Linked DNA regions of Homo sapiens: region 1 is linked to region 2. Evidence: chromatin loops called from intact Hi-C (ENCODE). Cell type or tissue: ovary. All regions are shown on one strand. Each heading gives the region's core, and the rest is flanking DNA. Links, peaks and the distances in the headings are about the cores only. Region 1 has its middle 72 kb from the start of DAPK1. Region 2 has its middle 19 kb from the start of DAPK1.

The links. Peaks named below come from ENCODE experiments on the same cell type or tissue, not always from the same donor. Only the 100,000 strongest peaks of a DNase experiment are listed, where the experiment ranks them.
Region 1: a loop joins it to region 2, with 6 times the contacts of the local background. A loop is called at or near these places in 6 of 110 quality-filtered maps.

Annotation. Positions count from the first base shown.
Region 1 is chr9:87,423,348-87,427,741 of GRCh38, reverse strand. It overlaps the pseudogene LOC112268032. Among named protein-coding and RNA genes, the nearest start is that of DAPK1, 72 kb to the left of the region's middle. In ovary, for the core only: no CTCF peak of the experiment used is centred there; no DNase peak of the experiment used is centred there.
Region 2 is chr9:87,477,155-87,481,548 of GRCh38, reverse strand. No RefSeq gene overlaps it. Among named protein-coding and RNA genes, the nearest start is that of DAPK1, 19 kb to the left of the region's middle. In ovary, for the core only: no CTCF peak of the experiment used is centred there; DNase peaks (open chromatin) are centred at 1,653 and 3,114.

The sequences.
Region 1 (4,394 bases), core at 259-4,258, 54 kb after region 2:
GTCTATGTGATGGAACGGGCTGGTGGTCCTTACATTACCTGGGTTAGACTTTACATTACCACCTAGCTTTGTGAATTTACACAAGTCACTTAACTTTTTTGAGTATCAGTATTCTAAGCAGAAAATGAATGAACGAAATATTTACTAAGATCCCTTCCAGCTCTATGATTCTGTGACTCAATTACTTACTTTCACTTCTAGAACCTCATTTATCCCTCCGAGCAGTTAACTCACATTTCTACTATAGTGTCTAAAAATTAATGATATCCACAAGATTAAACATTTCTAGGGTCTGATTCCACCCCCGCCCTGCCCCTGCCCCAAGCATTTCAGCAGGATTTTTATTATATATATATATAATATATATTTATATTATATAAATATGTATATATATTTTTTTGCTGAGATTTATTTTCTCTTCTGAGCTCAGAATTCACTATTGGAGCGTGTCATGAATCATGCCTTAACTCTCTTCTGCTTGGTCTTACCAATGAAAAATGGAAGATGTATACTGGCAGAGAAAGAATTTAAAGCTGGGCGCGGTGGCTCACGCCTGTAATCCCAGCACTTTGGGAGGCTGAGGCGGGCGGATCACGAAGTCAGGAGATCGAGACCATCCTGGCTAACATGGTGAAATCCCGTCTCTACTAAAAATACAAAAAATTAGCCAGGCGTGGTGGTGGGTGCCCGTGTTCCCAGCTACTCGAGATGCTGAGGCAGAAGAATGGCGTGAACCCGGGAGGTGGAGCTTGCAGTGAGCCGAGATCGCGCCACTGCACTCCAGCCTGGGCGACAGAGCAAGACTCTGTCTCAAAAAAAAAGTAAAAAGAATTTAATAAGCTTTGGAGTCAGAGAAACTTAGGTTCGAACTCCAGCTGAAGCACTTACCTTGCATGACTTCAGGCAATTATTCAAAACACCTTCTTCTTTAAGTAGAGATAAAATTTCTGAATTTCTTTTTTTTTTTTTTTTTTTTTTTTGAGTCAGGGCCTCTCTCACTGCCCAGGTTGGAGGGCAGTGGCTCAATCGTGGCTCACTGCAGCCTCAACATCCCCCCAGCTCAGGTGATCCTCCCACCTCGGCCCCCTGAGTAGCAGGGACCATATGTATGTGTCACCACACCCAGTTAATTTTTGTATTTTCTTGTAGAGACGGGGTTTCATCATATTGCCCAGGCTGGTCTCAAGCTCCTGGGCTCAGGTGATATGCCGATCTCAGTCTCCCAATGTGCTAGGATTACAGACGTGTCTGGCCAAATTCTTGAATTTTATGTAGAATTCTTAAGAAGATTAAATGGTCTTCACACCTTCAAAGCATTTAACGGCTCACTTATTCAAAACTCATCTCTCCACTCAATTTTTTGAGATTTCCCCAACCTCGTGATGATCCATCTTGCATATGAGTTTCAGTTTCTCTACCTCTTTAAATATTTTTTTATCCTACCTAAACTATTGATCACCATGGCCATAACATGAACAATTCATCATCTTAAATGCGTAATTACTAAAAATCAACTTCAGTATCCCAATATCTGACCACCACCTCCCATCCTCTACATCTCTAATGCCAGTGTCTTCACTCCAAAAATTCTTCAGTCTCAACAAGGCCTCTAATCCTTTGATCCTAGTGTATTTTCACAATCAGGCACTTTATTGCATTTTCATTTCCCTTACTAAGGTTAGAGTAGATGGTCCCTCATACTAATCACCTCTTGCACATTCCATGAATTTTGTAGGCCCTTTCTTCAATGGCTTACTCCTCTAGCAAACATGCAATCTTGATTAAATCCCATTCTCTGCCTCTTCTGTTCCTTCACTTGGGCAGATAATTATTGCTGGACAATAGCACACAATTGTGTTGACTGGTTCTTTTAAATTATTATTATTATTTTTTTGAGATGGAGTCTTACTCTGTTGCCCAGGCTGGAGTGCAGTGGTGCAATCTTGGCTCACTGCAACCTCTGCCTCCCGGGTTCAAGTGATTCTCCTGCCTCGGCCTCCCGAGTAGCTGGGATTACAGGTGCATGCCACCATACCCAGCTGATTTTTGTATTTTTAGTAGAGATGGGGTTTCAGCATATTGGCCAGGCTGTTCTTGAACTCCTGACCTCATGATCCACCCACCTCAGCCTCCCAAAGTGCTGGGATTACAGGCATGAGCCACTGCACCCGGCCAACCAGTTCTTGCTTTAGTTTCATGATCATGAATCTCAACTGTACGTTCAATGCCACCCAGGAACCTTATTGTTGGAACAAATAAGTTCCTCTTCAAAACTCAACTCTATGGTCATAAGTGATGTGGTCATAAATCCACCCTTCCTGTCTCCCTCCTTCCCCCTTTCATCACCCTGGCCTTCAAAGTTCTCATTTCACTACCTTATTTGGAAACAGTTTCAAACTTCCTTCTTTCTTGTTTTGTAAGTCAACCCTACCCCTTCCTCTCCCTCCCCTCCTTCCTTTGCAAATCTCATGTTTACCCCATTTGGAAAAGTTTAAGACTTAGCAAATTGGGTTAGCTTAGATTGTGCAGTCTGACTCCAGCCAATGGGGAAAAGACAGAAGCAGGAGCTGCCTTAGGAATAAAAACCTCTTCTCTCCTTTGTGTGATGTGCTCTTGCAATCACTTTGGACACAGGCAGCACCCTTTTGCAGAAGTAAATTGCCTTGATGAGAAATTTATGATCTAAGTGCAGGTTCTTCTTTGCGGCACCTAGCACCAATTTTCAACACTTGTTTTATTTATTTATGTATTTATTTTGAGTCAGAGTCTTGCTCTGTCACCAGGCTGGAGTGCAATGGCGTTATCTCAGCTCACTGCAACCTCTGCCTCCCAGGTTCAAGCAATTCTTCTGCCTCAACCTCCTGAGTAGCTGGGACTACAGGCGTGTGCTACCACGCCTGGCTAATTTTTGTATTTTTAGTAGAGACAGAGTTTCACCATGTTGGCCAGGATGGTCTTGATCTCTTGACTTCGTGATCTGCCCACCTTGGCCTCCCAAAGTGCTGGGATTACAGGTGTGAACCACCATGCCCAGCCACCCAGTAACCTTATTAAGCATCCCTAGTATATTAGTTTTTCCACTGTCTTGTTTGACCACTTCACACCTTCACTCCTGTCAGATCTTTCACATTTGTCTCCATGTGCCTGATATTCAACAAGAGGACATAGAAAGCCTTAAGCATGTACACACTCCCTTGTCTGGCACTGCCTCTGCCTCCACACACTCCCGTTGATTATAAAGAAGGAAGGCCAACACCTCCACTTTGCTCTTGGGCTTCATTTCCTCTTATCAGCTCAGGAGGTTTTCTCCTGCAGTTACTGCTCTTGCCCCCCTAAAACCTATTTTTTTTCAAGTTTCAGTTATTTATTTATTTATTTATTTTGAGATGGAGTCTTGCTCTGTTGCCCAGCCTGGAGTGCAGTGGTGCACCCAGCCTGGAGTGTAGTGGCGTCAACTCGGTTCACTGCAATCTCTGCCTCCTGGGTTCAAGTGATTCTCCTGTCTCAGACTCCTGAGTAGCTGAGATTACAGGTGCATGCCCCCACACCCAGCTAATTTTTGTATTTTTAGTAGAGGCAGGGTTTCACCATGTGCGTCAGGCTCGTCTCAAACTCCTGACCTCAGGTGATTCACCTGCCCCGGCCTCCCAAAGTGCTAGGATTATTGGTGTAAGCCACCACACCTTGCCAAGTTTCAGTTATTTATTAATCAGTGTAATCTCCAATAGATTACATCAACATGATTTCATGAATTCAGAGGATAAATATTTCCTGGTTAAGTGGAAAATTGTGAGGATGGCTTCTGGAAGACCTTCATTCTAAAGCAGCTTCATAGTGAAACATTTCATTTAGAAATATGGACCTTCTTTCTTCAGTTTGCTGTAATCCACATTCACTGAGTAGAACTTGTATTAATCATTGGGACCCAGCTTGTTCCAGGGCTCTGGGTTATTCTTTCTGTCCCAACTAACATTTGGATTGAACAATGCCAGACGCAAGACATACAGTGCTGCTCCAGTATCTCCAATAAATACAAAGCTCCAATAAATACAAAGAGGGTGATCAAGCTCGGATGCTTCTTGGCCTGACTGATGATCCGGCGGAGCGTGTTTGCGGCAGAGGACTCCGAACGGAAAGGAGAGAATCAGCCTGGCCATCAGGCCCCTGGGCTAAGTAGTATCTGCACTGAGACTGTGCAGATATCCCAAGTGTTAGGACCTATTTTGTGACAAGTATCACACTGACCCTGGGATATGAAGACAAATAAGTCAACATTCCTTCCCCAAAGCCCTAAATTTCCAGTGGTTAAGATCATATTCTCTTAGGGGAATATGCAAATTTCTATGTGAGCAGAGGTAGCTTAGGGTGTTAAAAGAAAAACTTTAAACAAATTA
Region 2 (4,394 bases), core at 136-4,135:
TCACCTTGGCCTCCCAAAGTGCTGGGACTACAGGCATGAGCCACCACACAGGGCCAAGCTTTCTTTTAAAGAAAAGATTTGTAGAATTTTCTTCAAAGTGATATAGAGAGTGCTCTTGGAATTCTTGAAAGAGAGTACATATTGATGTGTGTGATAGAACATAACATCTTGTATTTAATTTATGGTATGTGTATCCTCTTAAAATCTTCCAAGTGTGGCTGAATGAGTTGTAGGAGAAATGGCAGAATTAACATCCTCTCAATGGCTGCTATGATAGTTTTGTTTAAAATAATTGTTTACAATTTTGTGTTGAAGGGCAATGTCTAATGCAATGACATGCAAGAAACAGTTTTTTAAAAACCACTTTATTGAGGTCTGGTTGACATAAAAAGCTGTACATGGGTAATATGTACATCTCAATAAGTTTGGGGATAAGCATACATCTCTGAAACCATTACCACACATGAAGGCCAAAAATAGAGGATGAGGCTGGGTGTGGTGGCTCACGCCTGTAATCCTAGCACTTTGGTAGGCTGATGTGGGCGGATCACGAGGTCAGGAGATCAAGACCATCCTGGCTAAGACGGTGAAACCCCGTCTCCACTAAAAATACAAAAAAATTAGCCGGGCGTGGTGGTGGGTGCCTGTAGTCCCAGCTACTTGGGAGGCTGAGGCAGGAAAATGGCCTGAACCCGGGAGGCGGAGCTTGCAGTGAGCCGAGATCGCGCCACTGCACTCCAACCTGGGCGACAAAGCAAGACTCCATCTCAAAAAAAAAAAAAAAAAAAAAAAAAGAGCATGATGCATTTTTTTTATAAGCTTTCATCGTCTTATTTAACACAGGATGTGTTTATCCTGGAGCAAGGCCATTAATTAAGTACCTGAAAATAGACAGCAAGATGCCGCTTTGCAAGGACATTATTCAATGGTTATAAACACGCAAATACCCTAATAAAGCATTTGTTAATTGGCACTGAAGGGTTATGCTTTGCCTATTATAAATAGGATGTGACCTCAAAGAGGTCATGTGAGGATCTAGCAATGGAAGTTTTCAATTGGTCCCTTTGCCTTTATGTATATAATTTCCCATTGTCCTGCCTTCCCCTGGAGGTGTCCAAACCAGTATTTACAGGGATGGGGATGTGATCCACCACTTAATTTTAATGGACAAACATATATGAGTTACATTTATGCTTTGGTCCCACGATAAGAAGATATGATTACCTAGGCGGACATTAAGTTTCTTTTCTAACATCACCTCTTGCAGTCTCATGTTTTATTAACAGTTATGACTGCTGAGGTCTTAACTTTCCCTGTTTCATGTTTTCTTCAACAAGACTCCTGTTTAATCCGGCAGGCAGAACATGAGGGGAGACTTCCTTGGAGCTGTCTCCAAAGGTTGTCCCGAGTGACAGAATGCTGTATTTGGTTTGGTTAAAAATTAAATGCCATGTCATTGTCAAAGTGGCAACATGACCTCACCACCTTCACAATGTGGGTGAATCTCTAAAAACTGGTGGTCCCTTAACATTGGTGAACAAGAGAAGTGAAAGGGGAAGTGAAGAAAGTACTACTGGAGTCGTCTTCCTGGGCTAAGAATGGTCACGTGGCCAAGGAAACTTGCAGTGGCCCAGCCACCACAGAAACCACACACTCCTGGGTGCTCTCCTGCCTGGTGTTACTCATGGCTCCAGAGTCCTGGGGGAGAGGGGAGAGAGAGAGATGCACTCTGATATCAGCTATGCTGTAAGAATCTCAGCCCGGAGCGGTGGCTCATGCCTATAATCCCAGGACTTTAGGAGGCCGAGGTGGGTGGATTACTTGAGGTCAGGAGTTTGAGACCAGCCTGGCCAATAGGGTGAAACCCCGTCTCCACTAAAAATACAAAACCGGCTGGGCGCAGTGGCTCACGCCTGTAATCCCAGCACTTTGGGAGGCCGAAGCGGGTGGATCATGAGGTCAGGAGATCGAGACCATCCTGGCTAACACGGTGAAACCCCGTCTCTACTAAAAATACAAAAAATTAGCCAGGCGTGGTGGCGGGCACCTGTAGTCCCAGCTACTCGGGAGGCTGAGGCAGGAGAATGGCGTGAACCCGGGAGGCAGAGCTTGCAGTGAGCCGAGATCCTGCCACTGCATGCCAGCCTGGGCAACAGAGCGAGACTCTATCTCAAAAAAAAAAAAAAAAAAATACAAAACCTAGCTGAGCATGGTGGTACACCCCTGTAATCCCAGCTACTCGGGAGGCTGAGGCAGGAGAATCACTTGAACCCAGGAGGCGGAGGTTGCAGTGAGCCAAGATCATGCCACTGCACTCCAGCCTGGGCAAAAAGCGAGACTCCATCTCAAAAAAATTAAAAAAGAAAAAAGAATCTATCATATTCATCTACAGATAACATTTTTATATATAAACATTCTAGGGGCAGAACTAACAAAATAGAATCATATCTATGCAAAGGCTTTTGTAAAATGTAAGGTATCCCGCATTTGCAAACTGCAGCTAATTACTTACCTTTACTCCTGCCGTCTCCTGTCTTCTCCATCTCCTTAAAGCTGGTAAAACTAGGATACTCCCCCTTCACCTCCTCTCTCACACCCCCACTCCAGCACCAGGCTGGGCTGCACTCCCTGAACTGTGAGTCTGTGACCCGGGCGGTCCTGCTGGGCTTCCAGGGGCTTCCCTGAGCTTCCTGGTTATCAAACTGACCTAGGAGAGGGTGCAGCAGAGCACGGGCCACACGCGACCCCTCTAGCACCCAAAGCCCCCAGGTTGGCTCCTGCTCTGTGTGGGCTGGCCCTTTGACAGCCTCGCCTTCAGTCTTATTTGCATTCTGTTGTGAAGCAAAGATTCATCTTCCAGGCCCTGTTCTCCCCATTGCCCCTGAAATGGGGGTCTTGCCCTGAGCCCTATCTTGGGATGGCAGCTCTGATACTCTTGCCTAGTTTTTCAAAGCCCTGCTCCCAGGAGAGGGAGATGTTTATTTTCCTGGGATGGTGCTGTGGTGTGGCCCCTAACCCAGGTCCCCTTCAGGGATTGCAGGCTTCACTTCCTCAGCTAGCTGTGGGAAGTGCTCTTGGGACAACACCCTTAGCTGTCAGCCCACTGTGGGACTTGCCCCAGCTGAAGAGAGCCTTCTGGCCCAAGGCCAGGTCCCCTAGCTGGAGCAGGCTGCATCCACTGGAGGTGGTCTCCTGAATTTGACACAACTCTGAATGGGTTATCGCAGCTCTAAAGCTCCTGGAGGGGTTGTCTGTAGCCTTCATCATGGCTGCTCCACTTTGCCCTCTGCCAATCCTATCTCCTGTCCTTCCCTTCCTCAAGTATTAATCCCAAGGGCACTCACTAATTAACCTCTTGCACACCAGTCTCCCCCAGACCTTGACCTCCAGATCTTCTGAAATGACAACCTCTGCTTACCTGTGTTCACATCTTCAGAGCCACCTGGATTCCTACCTGGATTGCCCACCTGGTTGGCCACCCACTTTTCAAGTAATTCTTGAAATTAGACCGAGTTCTATTACTTTAAATATGTAGAAGAAGATAAGCGTACTGAGGTTTTATGTACAAGCTGAAGGAAGCTTTCCCCCTGCATGAAAAGCAGAAATGACAATATTTTCTAGGCCTAACAGATCTTGATGCTGTATTATAGCTATTTTTTCTCTTTTGTTGCTTTGCAACAATTTTTTTCCAAATATACTTAGAATCCACTGACTTTTCTGGACAGATAAGGAGACCCTCTCTGTCAACTTTAAACTGTTTCTGCTTAGCCTGGCTGCTCTGGTTAATAAACATACTCTGAGTTCAGGACAGGCAAGGTAAAATGCCATGTGCAAAGGCAGAACAAAACAGCAAAACAGCAGAACTGCACTGACCAACATATACAATTATTTGTCAGCTAAAAGTATAATAATTTTTTTTGAGTCGGAGTCTTGCTCCGTTGCCCAGGCTGGAGTGCAGTGGCACAGTCTTGGCTCACTGCAACCTCTGCCTCCTGGGTTCAAGCAATTCTCGTGCCTCAGCCTTCCGAGTAACTAGGATTACGGGTGCCTGCCACATGCCCAGCTAATTTCTCTATTTTTAGTAGAGATGGGGTTTCACAGCGTTGGCCAAGCTGGTCTCAAACTCCTGACCTCAGGTGATCTCCCTGCCTCGGCCTCCCAAAGTGCTGGAATTATAGGCGTGAGCCACCATGCCCAGCTAAAATAATTTTTTGAAAAAAACTGCACCAACTGTCATTTTATCTTTTCTGTAATGATCCAGAAGGCACCATGAAATCTTGAAGAATTATGAGCATCTTTTATGGAAATTCCAGTTAACGGAGATTTGGGGCTGCTGGGATACTGCCGAAACCTGCTTTTAATGCTACACAGAGAGTGAACATCTATCACATTGA